Linked DNA regions of Homo sapiens: region 1 is linked to region 2. A link is a contact called in ENCODE Hi-C or POLR2A ChIA-PET data. All regions are on one chromosome and are shown on one strand. Each heading gives the region's core, a stretch centred on a gene start or an enhancer-like site at or near the end of the contact. The rest is flanking DNA. Distances are from core to core; before and after follow the strand shown.

Region 1 (5,760 bases), core at 2,988-5,487, 45 kb before region 2:
AAAAAAAAGAGAATAAAAGAATATTTACATTAATAAATTTACCAAATAACTTCTGCTTTGCTCCAAAAAGGATTGAAAGTTACTTATGAAAACCCCTGTGGTATAAGAAATAAAATAAATTCATTATTAGCAAGAAAAAAAGTTAATAAGGATAGAAAACAAGACACTTATTCATGAATAAAAACATTAAACATAGAACTAGTTTTGCAATTTTAGTCAATCCCAGGTATTCAAACTTAGAATGGTGGAAAGAAGAAAATAATTGCAACAAAAGTACTTTTTGTGTTGGCAAATGATGACATTAGCACTAGTAGTACAAGTGTAATTTTATAATTTTGGTTGAGGTTTCTGGCTTATTGATATAGATACTGTATATAATTTTGATTGAGGTTTATTAATGTGGCTTATTTATATAGATATTGTGCCCCAAGGTAAGGGTGGTTCCATTTGTGAGCGTGTGTATATGATAATTTATTTCTATATCAAGTATCAAAGAAAATGTGTGAGATATCAGTTATGATCTGAATGATGACTCTATCAGACAAAAGAAAAAATCCACAACTGGCCAGTATTAATGAAAAGAAATTGACAATTCTTCTGGTGTGTAGGATAATGGTGGGCACAAAGAGAAGGGAATTCTATTGAATCTTAGATCAGAATGTAGAACAACCAGGTCTAGACTGAAGGCTTACTATCATGTAGAAAGAAAATCATTCACGAAGGGTACATCACCTAGGAAGGCATGGTAACTGCAAGAACAGCTTAGGAAATTTTTCCTAGTCAGAAAGAAAAAGTGCCAAGAAAACTGGATCAGAGAGATGTGCATGAGTGAGAAACCGGAAGTATCGCCAACCCAGATGTCAGAAACTGGAGCTCAGTTTTCATGTAAGAAAGAAGCCAACAAGAGGTATGTTTCCTCAGTTGAACAAGGAAATATACAGAAAAAGTTCAAGTTGGTCTGGGTTAGAGAAGTAAGGACATTTGGGGCAAAACATGACATGTGTAAGCAAACCTTTAGATACAGACAGCAGGAAGTATAGGATAAATATTCTCGTCTTGAAAGAACAGTTTTTAGTTTAAAAATCAATTTTCCTATGTATTAGTCCATTTTCAATGTTGCTGATAAAGACATACCCAAGACTGGGTAATTTATAAAGGAAAGAGGTTTAATGGACTCAGTTTCACGTGGCTGGGGAGGTCTCAAAATCATGGTGGAAGATGAAAGGCACATCTTACATGGTGGCAGGCAAAGAGAGAATGAGAACCAAGTGAAAGGGGTTTCCCCTTATAAAACCATCAGATCTCAAGAGACGTATTTACTACTAAGAGAATAGTATGGGGAAAACTGACCCCATTATTCAATTACCTCCCATGTGGGAATTGTGGGAGCTACAGTTCAAGATGAGATTTCAGTGGGGACACAGCCAAACTATATCACACTATTCCTAGGGAATGATTATAGGGATCATCAACAACAGAATAGTTTCTTTGTTTGGTCCATTTGTCACACTAAGTCAAATAAAATTGCTGATCAGATGAAATCCACTGCCACTACCTCTCGTTCCCCTCCAAGCACCCAGTATCCCATTACTGCCTCCTGATGTTCTGAGCTGCTCCCCCATCTTCATGTGCTTCATTTCTTCAGGACCTCAATTGCCTCGCCATTTCAAATTCTTCTTGTCTTCATTTGCCTAGTCAGTGTTCTTCAACTCACTCTCAGCCTTGCAGACTGCTTGGGCCAGTAGAATACATGAGCAATTAAAGCGAGTTGTGCTGCACCCTCTAACAGCTGGGGGTGGCTAAAGCTTTTCTGCAGCTCTCCACCATAACCCCATTCCACCCAGCCCTGAGGAGGAGAAGCAGTGATGTTGGTGAAGTCAAGGCTGGCTAATGGAGAGCACATCAGTAGAAGGTGTACGATTATGGAAAACTCCTCTGCCTCCTGCTGTTTTTTTGTTTGTTTGTTTTTGTTTTTTGAGACGGGGTCTAGCTCTGTCATGAGGTGGTGTGCAGTGGTGCTATCTTGGCTCACTGCCATCTCCGCCTAATGGGTTCAAGCGATTCCCCCGCCTCAGCCTCCTGAGTAGTTGGGATTACAGGCGTGAGCCACTGCGCCCGGCCCCTGCTGTTGTTTACTGTGCTTTCTTTGCTGGCGACTTCTCAGCATTTTTCTCTTTGGGCTTTGGTTCTCCTTTTACATATTCTGTGCAGATTGTCTATTTTCTTCTTTTTCTTCCCCATAGGCTGATGCAATCCCATGCCGCAACCTGTTTGGTATCCAGAGGAAAACAGACATGGAATGAGAGGCTTAGGGGGAGCAAGAGACACTTTTTCCCCTTGACACTTTTTAAAAGGCTCCTCTTTCTTTAGCTTCTCACTGTCAAATTGATAAGACTTCAGGATTTAAGTTACTAGGGTCCACACTACAGGAAAGGCGCCAAGGAGGCTACTTAATCTAATTTGAATCAAATAGGTAGAAGGAATTTTCTTGTTGATACGGGGCCTTAGGCCACTACCCCGAGTCAAGAATCCCAGAAGGGAATTGGGGATCATGTCCTATATAGTAATAACCTCCACTGGAATTATAATAGACAACAGATACAGAATGAAGATTCAGGGTCCCAGCCATCTTTCCACCTCCTTCCTGGAGGCACAAACTAATATGACATTAAGCCCTGCCAGTATTGCAATTTTCATTCTAACCTTAAGAAAATTCTTGTGGCTGTTTAGAGACCTTTTCATTCAATGCCCCCCCACCCCCCAACCCCCCACCCACCAAAAACAAAAAACCCTCACGAACTAACAAAATGGAAATTTCAGGTTAGTAGGATCAAGATTTGGGAGTCAAAAAGCCTTTAAGGCTGGGCGTGGTGGCTCACCCCTGTAATCCCAATATTTTGAGAGGCCGAGGCAGGCGGGTCACCTGAGGTCAGGAGTTTGAGACCAGCCTGGCTAACATGGTGAAACCCCGCCTCTACTATAAATACAAAAATTAGCAGGGCATAGTGGTGGGTGCCTGTAATCCCAGCTACTCGGGAGGCTGAGGCAGGGAGAATCACTTGAACCCAGGAGGTGGAGGTTGTAGTAAGCTGAGATGAAAATCCTTTAAACCTCCCAAATTGCATCATTTAGGTGATTCCTACTTTACCTACAAATAACACCAATCCTGGATGGACATACCTTTAGGATTGTGTCATTTCTTATATTTCCCCCAAATTCTATAATCCCAAACTTCTTACAGGATTGGTCAGAAGATATGGAAACAATCACCAATGAGAGCCAACACCTCTGCTAAAACTGAGTGGATTAACAATATGTGCTAAGTGGGCTGAGGACATGACTGATTTAATTCACTCAATTAAATCAGAATTCATTCTGTTTCTCACAGGGGAAGGTGAGGTGAGAAGTGAAGTGATGAAGGAAAAAATATGTATGTGGGTGCTTAATTGACTTGTACTCATTTACAAGCTACAACCCATTGTCTTTATTCTTTTCATATGTTTTGAAACTCTTAGAAATTCTCAGAGGAACAAAGTCATATAAGTGTAAAACCATGATGATAGAGTATTGCTATTTCCCACTACTATTAAGTCTACTATAGTGGTCTTCATGAGTCAAGAAAGGGACGGTGCCATTTTTCTTTGCATGGAAATTTTCAAAACATCAGGGAAGGGGTGGTTTAGACAATGTCTCAAAATTTCTTTTTCAGGAGCTACGACTTAACAATGTTGTAGCGAAGGGGAAAGAAGAAGGGGTGGGTATAGGGAGTGAGTGAATCTATATGACAAATCTTGTAGTACAAGTGTTTGTGGTTAACTGAGAAACGCATTATGAGTCAAGCCTTTGGAAAGAGGTGAGTAATTAAAGACAAATGCTATGACATAATCATTTACACGCAGCAGAAAGATTTTAGATTAAATCTGGCCTGACCCACTGCTCGGCAAGTGTTATCATGGATTCTTGAGAGGTATTCATTTATTTACTTTCTAATTTGGCCCATATGTTTTTTTGAAAACAAAGAAGTTTATATTTCCCATAGGAACTAGCCTCAGTCTAGTGATGGTTAAGAAGGTTGGTGTATTTGGGAACACACAGATCTCCTGTGTGCACCATCAAACCCAATGAACAGCATGTCAGCTTGAAAACACCTTATTTGAAAAAAGCCAAGGAGCTTTGCTATAGCACTTTTACTGGAATACATTCTGTATTTAAGGCGGTTACTCTATGCACATTTAGATGACTCAGTGAAACATCAGTTAGAGCAATAACTTGCCACAATAACAAAAATCATATGTACTGACTTTTACTTTGCAACTCTTCAACCTGACCTCAACACACACTCACCAACACACACATACACACACACTATTTGGCTTCATCCTGTATTTCACTCACCATCCATGTCAATCTGATGTCAAGAAACCAGTTTTTGAAGCAAGAGGCAGATTTAGCCTTCTTCCTTCCTTAATCCTAACACTATAATACAAAACATGCTATGTAACTCCAGGAGATGGCTTCATGGTTATCCAATTCCTATTAAATTTTAGCTGCTGCCTTTATTAAATGCAGGAAACACGAGTGCAGAGGGGGAAGGGATAAGAGAGAGGGGCCGAGTCACTACCTTTTGTTCTTTATATTTGGATAGATGTGGAATTGTTAAGGTCAGGCTTTCTGCAGAGTGAAAGGATAGTAAGTACTGTTTGCAGAGCTGACCCAGTTCCTCCAGGCATTTCAGAACATTCTATGAAGGAGCTATACACTCGTCTTTGGAGAAAAGGAGAACTCGTGGTCACACTTATCCCTCCAAAAAGAATGAAGCTTAAAATTCAGGGCCTTTAACCCATAAGTTACAGAGTGAGAATTAAGAATCAGAAACTGGCATCTAGTTTCTTTTCAGGATAATTCTTTCCTAGTAACAACCATCTGGTCACATTCTGTTTTCTTGTAGGGTAAAGAATAAATGCACACTGCAGGAAAAAGGGGCCTTACAGTGGGTAAGAAAGAACCACCATTTGGGAACAGTACCAGAGAGAAACGCACATTTAGACTGGGTAGTGAAGAGAGCATCGGCTTACTAGTCAGTTACCATGTTCCTGGGAGCTTTGATGATCTGCCAAAACATGACAGATGTTCAGAAAGGTAAGGAGACTCAAGTCACTGCCTTTTAATTATTACTATATGGGTGGTTATGGGTGTGTGTTTTAGTATATATGCATGTGTGTGTATATTTCTTTCTCAGTGTTGATAGTATATTTCCATAAATATTGTTATACTGGGGAGATTAAAGCAACTGCAGGAATCCACTGTACTTTTTTCTAAGGTTTTTATTATTGTTTTTGCCTTTGCCCTCTTCCCTTCTAAACTGCCTCGGTTATTATTCAGGCTTATACTATACATTGTTGAACAAATGCCAGCTCTATGGAAACCACAGTTCTCCCTGTCCATGGGTCACTTTGGTACATGTTTCATTTGGAGCAGCCGTAACAGAGCCCAGCTTCAAAGGAGAGAGCTCACAACAGACGTGGGCAGGAATTTCATTATGCCACATGTGACAGGCAGGCTGCTCTGCCCATTTCAGCAATCAACAACCTTGTGGGGCACAGACAGATGAGAAGGGATACCCTACTGCTTCCCTATTTGGCTCAGCCCCTTCCTCCCTAACCTCTTTCAAACTCACCTAATGAAGGCCACATAATGAGACTTCCCTGAGAAACCAGGACTATTGACAGGAAGTCTTTACAAGGGTCTGAATCCACCCAC
Region 2 (5,951 bases), core at 1,623-4,122:
CTTTTGAGAGTTGCTTGGCCCTATCTTACAATTTTCTATTTAATGCTTGTATTTTACTTTTTATATTTTTTATAGACAGGAGTTCCTATTTGCTTCTGATCCTTTCTCATGGTAACTGTTATCTATATTACAGACTTGTTTCCCTGTGTATCTTTGAGGACATTATGATTTTCGAAAAGTTTCTTTCAATGTCTGCACTGACTCTGATTCATCTAAGTCCTCTGTGTCTAGTTGTTTGTTTGTTTTATGGGGTTTGGTCTCCATGCTCATGTTGCACATTTTCCTCTAATGTCTGGTCATTCTTCTCTGTCCAAGTGCATGTAAGAGAGAGTGGCTAAAATACTGCTGGAACTACTGTACCTATGAGCAGAGGTGCTGATTCTCAGGGATCACTGCAGGGTCTGTGGGGATGACGTCCCCTTTCCATTGAGGATCTCAAATACTTATCTAGAGACATTTTTCAGTGGCCGTTCAGAAAAAAAGAAAAAATCTAATTTCTGTCAGTTATGGAGCATGACGGTGGGTGTGGAGGGACCAGCATAAGTTTGACAATTGGCATCCTGGGAGCAGGTGAGAGGGTATGATTGAGGCGAGACACTTTTCATTCTTCCTAGACTTCTCCCCTGTTTGGTTTTTGGAGAGAAAGAGCCTTCTCCAGTCTCACCTGCTGTGTGTGTGTGTGTGTTGGGGAGGGTGGTTCTATAGTAGTTGCTTGGCTGCATGCAGTGGAGGGAGAAACTTGGTTCCAAACCTTCTCCTGAACTCCACTTTCTTCTGAAACCAAGTCCTCCAATTCTGAGCCTTTCTGGGTTTTACAGGGTGAATTAACTCACTTATTGTTTCCTTGATAGTAAGTGCTTAGATTTACCTTATTTAGATTTTTACCTATTTTCATTTACTGTTTTCCAATTTTCAAATATATCTTTAAATCTTTTATGTACTATTGTCTTTTTCTTTATAGATTAATTATTACCTTTCTCTCTTTATTTTTATTTTTTTAAGTTACTGGCACAGGGTAGACAGGGAAGATATTAATTGCATGTGTTTACATGCCAGTTTAACTAATTTCATGCCAAAGGAAAAGATACTTTCTACATAGTGTTCTATGAATCAAACTGCCAAGCCCATCCTAATCAGGGGAACATAATGGAATGTCATCTCAATCACCCTGAGTACTTCTTTAAAACTAATTAATGAAGTCTCATTCCTTTATTATCTGTCTACTTATTTATTTATTTTTTGAGACAGTCTCACCTTGTCACCCAGGCTGGAATGCAGTGGTGCGATCTCAGCCCACTGCAACCTCTGCCTCCTGGGTTCAAGTGATTCTCCTTCCTCAGCCTCCTGAGGAGCTGGCATTACAGGCGCCCGCCGCCACACTTGGCTAATTTTTGTATTTTTAATAGAGATGGGGTTGTGCTGTGTTGGCCATGGCTGGTCTTGAACCCCTGACCTCGGGTATTTTGCCTGTCTAGGCCTCCCAAAGTGTTGGAATTACAGGCATGAGCCACCATGCTTGGCCTACTATGCCTTTTTAAAATGTTAAGAGTCCTTTTGCAGAGGGTCCTAAAAAGAGCTGATGGATGTTTTCTCAAACTGGCAAAAAAAATCAATGCATATGAGAGTAGATTGTGTTCAGTTATTATTTGTGATTTGATGCTTATGGAAATCAACTTGTACCCTTTTTCCTAGACTAAACATATATGTTGTTCAGAATGCATAATTATTAATAAGCAAATTGTTAATGTGATTCCAATAAATGTGAAAAAATTAGACATTATCCCTTCATCTCCCCTCTCCCACCTGTATATATCTCAAAAAATAGGTAAAAATATAGCGTGATGGGGGGAATAAATTGGAGATTCAAATCCTGGAAAAGCAGATATCCAGTTGTCTAAATGAGGTGTCATAAAGATATTAGGAATAATAGTGTTATAATAATAGCTTCTATTCCAACTCAAGTATTTTGTTAAGTTTTAAAAATACCTTCTTTAGGCATCAAAAAACTTTATATAATACGTATTATCTGCTTGTTTACAAGTGGACATGAGGCTTAGAAAAGTTATGAGGTTCAGTGAAGCTCCAGAAGGGTTTTGGACTGCAGTCAGCATGGCTCTAAAGCCTGCATACTTCATATTGCAGTAGAAAGCGATGAAAATGGCATTCACCTATAAACTTCTAAAAAATTTTCAGAGACTTCCCTTGAGAATTGTCTGCCTATGTAATATTCATTCTATTCTGCCACCTCATCTGGGTGAAACAAGTTGAAACGTTTGTTATATATGTAATCAGATTTTCAATAATCTTGAGCTCTCTTAAAGATATCAGCCTATTTGTAATTTCTTCTACCCCATTTTTTTTTCTCCTTTTCTGATGTGGCTTTTAGAAACACCTATGGATATTTTGGAGTCTTTTCCTTTATTGAAAATTAAAATATGACTGGCTAAAATATGACTCAGAGAGTTTTCATTTGAAGGACGTGTAAATCTCACTGTGAAAAATCCTTTTGACTTTGGTTTTCTCTGCATAGTTGAAAATACTGTTGTGATAGGATGGCCATGCTACAATTAAACAAACATCCTATAAAAAATTCAACTTGTCAAAACTGGCTTGTTAAATAAGCTTGGAACCATTATCTGAACAACAAACTAGATCTGAACTTGGATAGCAGACTTCAGTTTTATGGGTCTTCCAATGATCTCATTGTTATAATAAATGAGTACATCAGGTTTCCTTATCCATCAGGAAAATCCTACACTCTGTGTTTCAGATGACTCAGAAAACACACAAATGTCTTTCATGCTGAAAGATAAGCAGGTTCTGGATTGTTTTCATCCAATGTCCTTACAGCTTCACGTCAAAGCAACATTATTCTGAAGTAAGCTCCTGACTGGGGGAAATTGCCACACCTCAGTTCATCTGGGCATTGGATCCATTACCTGATGGCGTGCCCCATTTCTTTCTTTTTTCAGAAATATGCTAAATGTACTGGCATGGAGTCATATAGGAGCATTGGTACCTACTATGCCATTCTCTCCTTGTCACAAATCCCCTGCCCACCCACATTCCTCTTCCCACATAGTCAGAATATTGCCTGGATGCAAGAACATTAACCCAACAAGTGTTATCTCTTAGCTGTTGGCGGAGGAGGCAAAAACGCACGAGCCCTTCATGCTTTTTTCCAGACTGCATTGGGAAAAGACAGTCACACGGGAGCATTCTTGATGCTGGATTCCTGGAAGGAATCCCCCTACAAGGCTGTACCTCTTTTTCATGCCCGAGGCCAGGAATTCTCAACCTTGAGGTGATTTTCCATCCCCCTACCCCTACTGCCATGGATATTTGGTAATGTCTGGAGACATTTTTGATAATCACAATTGAGGGGCACTATCAGCATCTAGAGGGTAGAGGACAGGGATGCTGCTAAACATCCTACAAGGCACAGGACAGCTCCCACAACAAGGAATTATCAAGGTCCAAATGTCAGCACTGGAGAGGCCATAAAACCCAGTCCTAGGCCAAAAGGCAAGTAGACAAGATGGCAGGGTGTCCGCCCTTCTTTCCCAATCCATGAAACGTTTTGTTGTTGTTGTTGTTGTTGTTGTTGTTTAGTGATTTTTATGTGACAAAAGTTTTGCTCAATATTGAGAAAGATAAGAAAGAATTTCACTGACTTTAGAGAGGGAATAAAGTACAGTGGGTAAGAGTACTGACTCAAGAGCCAGACTTTCCTCAATTCAAACCCCAGCCCCATCACTTATGAGCTGTGTGTACTTGGGCAAGTTCCATATCCTTTTTGGATATTTTCTCATCTGTAAAATATTCCCAGACAACCGGACATACATTGTAATCTTGTGATGATTAAATGAATTCTTACATATAAAGGCTTTAAATAGACCTGCTACATAGTAAAGGCTAAATTGTTAAATTGTTTTTTTCTCTCTCTCCCTTTCTCTTTCTCTCTCTGTGTACCACTTAAGATGCCTGGGACACATTATGAGTCCTCAGACAAAAAGAGGCTTGATTCTCTACAAAGGGGAGCAAGAGACATAGCAGCAATGTGGTTTATGGAAAAGAGTCCAGGGGTAGGTTATGTTCTAGTGTTCTAGTTTGCTTTTGTTAAGATCCTTGGCAAAATGGCTTACACAACAATCTGGGCCTCAATTTTCTTATGTGAAAAATGAGGATGTTGGCACTGGCCACATCATAAGGTTGCTGGGAAGATAAAATGAGATAATAAATGTAAAAACAATTTTTGAAATTGTGATCGGTTTGAACTTTTTGTAGAATATTTAAAGTTGTACGTTTGCCATCTTTCTGTATTCCCTCACATCTCCTCCAATACTTAAACAACAACAACAATAAAACTTCTTCTCCTTGGAAACAGTGGATCTGGAAAAGCTTAACTTATTTGAAGTCCCCAGATTTGTTTTTGGACAAAAGCCAGTGAATTGAATTAATTTTCAAAGCTTTGCTCTGATATTTAAAAAAAAAATCACAATGACAATTTCCTGGTTTTAGGAGATGAGAGGAGCTTAGGAAAAATATGTCAATTATTTAAGCCAATTTGTTAAAATGCCTTCAGATGAGCAGATATCTGAACATGGGTCATTTAGTGGTTGAGGGCTAAAGTGAATAAGACAAAGAAGATAGTGTGTGAGGCCATCAGATTCTTGTTGTTTTCCAGCTTCTGATCCTAAAATGTGGTGCTTTCCCTTATCTCCTAGTTCTGCTTGGAACTGCTGATCCTAGTATACACTCTACTTTCCACTTCAGTTCCTCTTTGTGTCATCTGTATGGAACAAGGCCCATGTTTAGATAAGTGAAATGAGTTCTAAACCCACAGTGTCTCTCTCCCTTTCTCTCTCCCTTTCTAGGCACAGGCTGTTCTATGCTCTGTCATCAAGGAAACACTTCAGCTACACCCCATTTACAACACCAAAATTGCTGATCATAATCAATGAATATTTTCAGGTCTGGGTGAAAGGTGCTGCCAAAATGCATCATAAAGGACACATCATTAAGCTCTCAATAGAAATACCACAGAAAGGGAGCATGACCCCTTGTAAAATTAATTGCTCCAATTGGGGATTACAGAAGATTAGGTGGAAGTAAATTCTACGCTGTGATTGTGGTGGTCACTGTACTGCCAGGATAAAAAGAGCCCTCATCTCTAAGGACCAGCGCCCTTCTAGATATTAGATTTGTTTTTGCCAGACCTCTGATATCTACTGCTAAAATTCTGCAGTTTGCCTCTTTGGTTATCATTGTTCATTTTTCCTTGTGAACTAGATAGGGAAAAATATGGAAGTCATTGGGGTAATTTCACAAGTCCATGGTGCAACTTAGTCTTGATGTGATAAAAGCCATTCACCACCAATCCTACCATCGGGACAATAACTGGGGTGAAACATCTCAATTTCTATACCCGAGCTCTTGTAATTCTTCATAAAGAAGGTTGCGGTGTCCCATATGTGTCCTTTGGGGGAATTTCCTCCGTACTTCTCCTTTTCCATACTTCTTTTGCAAACTGATCTGTCTAGGCATCATGTAAAAATGGGGCCAAACTGAATTTCCCATCCAGTATGCAACATGATCCCCACTCAAAGTAAAGTCAATCTTTATTTGTCGTATTCCCCAAAGGCCCAAAAGACTGTATCATTACATTTGCACAATTTACACATGGCCCACCCCCAGGGGCAAAAAGCTATGCCACATGATTTAATTCTACAGTGACTTCTCAGAGTTTCCATTAAGATATTGGAAGCGTTTTTGCTCAATTTACCCTCTGGCTGACTCAATTCTATGTCTTAGACAATGGATGCTTTTATAAAGAAACGTTCTTGGCTTATAAATCTTAATTTTTGAAAGAGTCCACTGTAAATGTAAAAATTGATTTCCTTTGCTGTTTTTTTTTTCCTTTAATTCCAAATAATGCCTTGTGTACCGCT

The links. Hi-C counts contacts between places; a loop is a spot of excess contacts on that map. ChIA-PET counts read pairs that join two places held with the same protein, here RNA polymerase II (POLR2A). Pooled maps may share reads with other maps.
Region 1: a loop to region 2 is called in a map of endothelial cell of umbilical vein, with 4 times the contacts of the local background. The contact joins two enhancer-like sites. A Hi-C loop is called at or near these places in 1 of 168 maps with a recorded cell type or tissue (endothelial cell of umbilical vein) and 1 of 50 pooled maps. POLR2A ChIA-PET finds 5 or more read pairs at or near these places in 2 of 52 experiments (Panc1 and activated T-cell).

The regions. Positions count from the first base shown.
Region 1 is chr1:219,323,313-219,329,072 of GRCh38, reverse strand. It overlaps a transcript of LYPLAL1 not described here. Among named protein-coding and RNA genes, the nearest start is that of LYPLAL1, 150 kb to the right of the region's middle. Within about 2 kb of position 4,237, at least 2 of the 41 ENCODE cell types and tissues checked have a DNase peak (open chromatin) inside an H3K27ac peak, as active enhancers do; they include endothelial cell of umbilical vein, where a contact is called at or near this core.
Region 2 is chr1:219,276,337-219,282,287 of GRCh38, reverse strand. It overlaps a transcript of LYPLAL1 not described here. Among named protein-coding and RNA genes, the nearest start is that of LYPLAL1, 110 kb to the right of the region's middle. Within about 2 kb of position 2,872, at least 2 of the 41 ENCODE cell types and tissues checked have a DNase peak (open chromatin) inside an H3K27ac peak, as active enhancers do; they include endothelial cell of umbilical vein, where a contact is called at or near this core.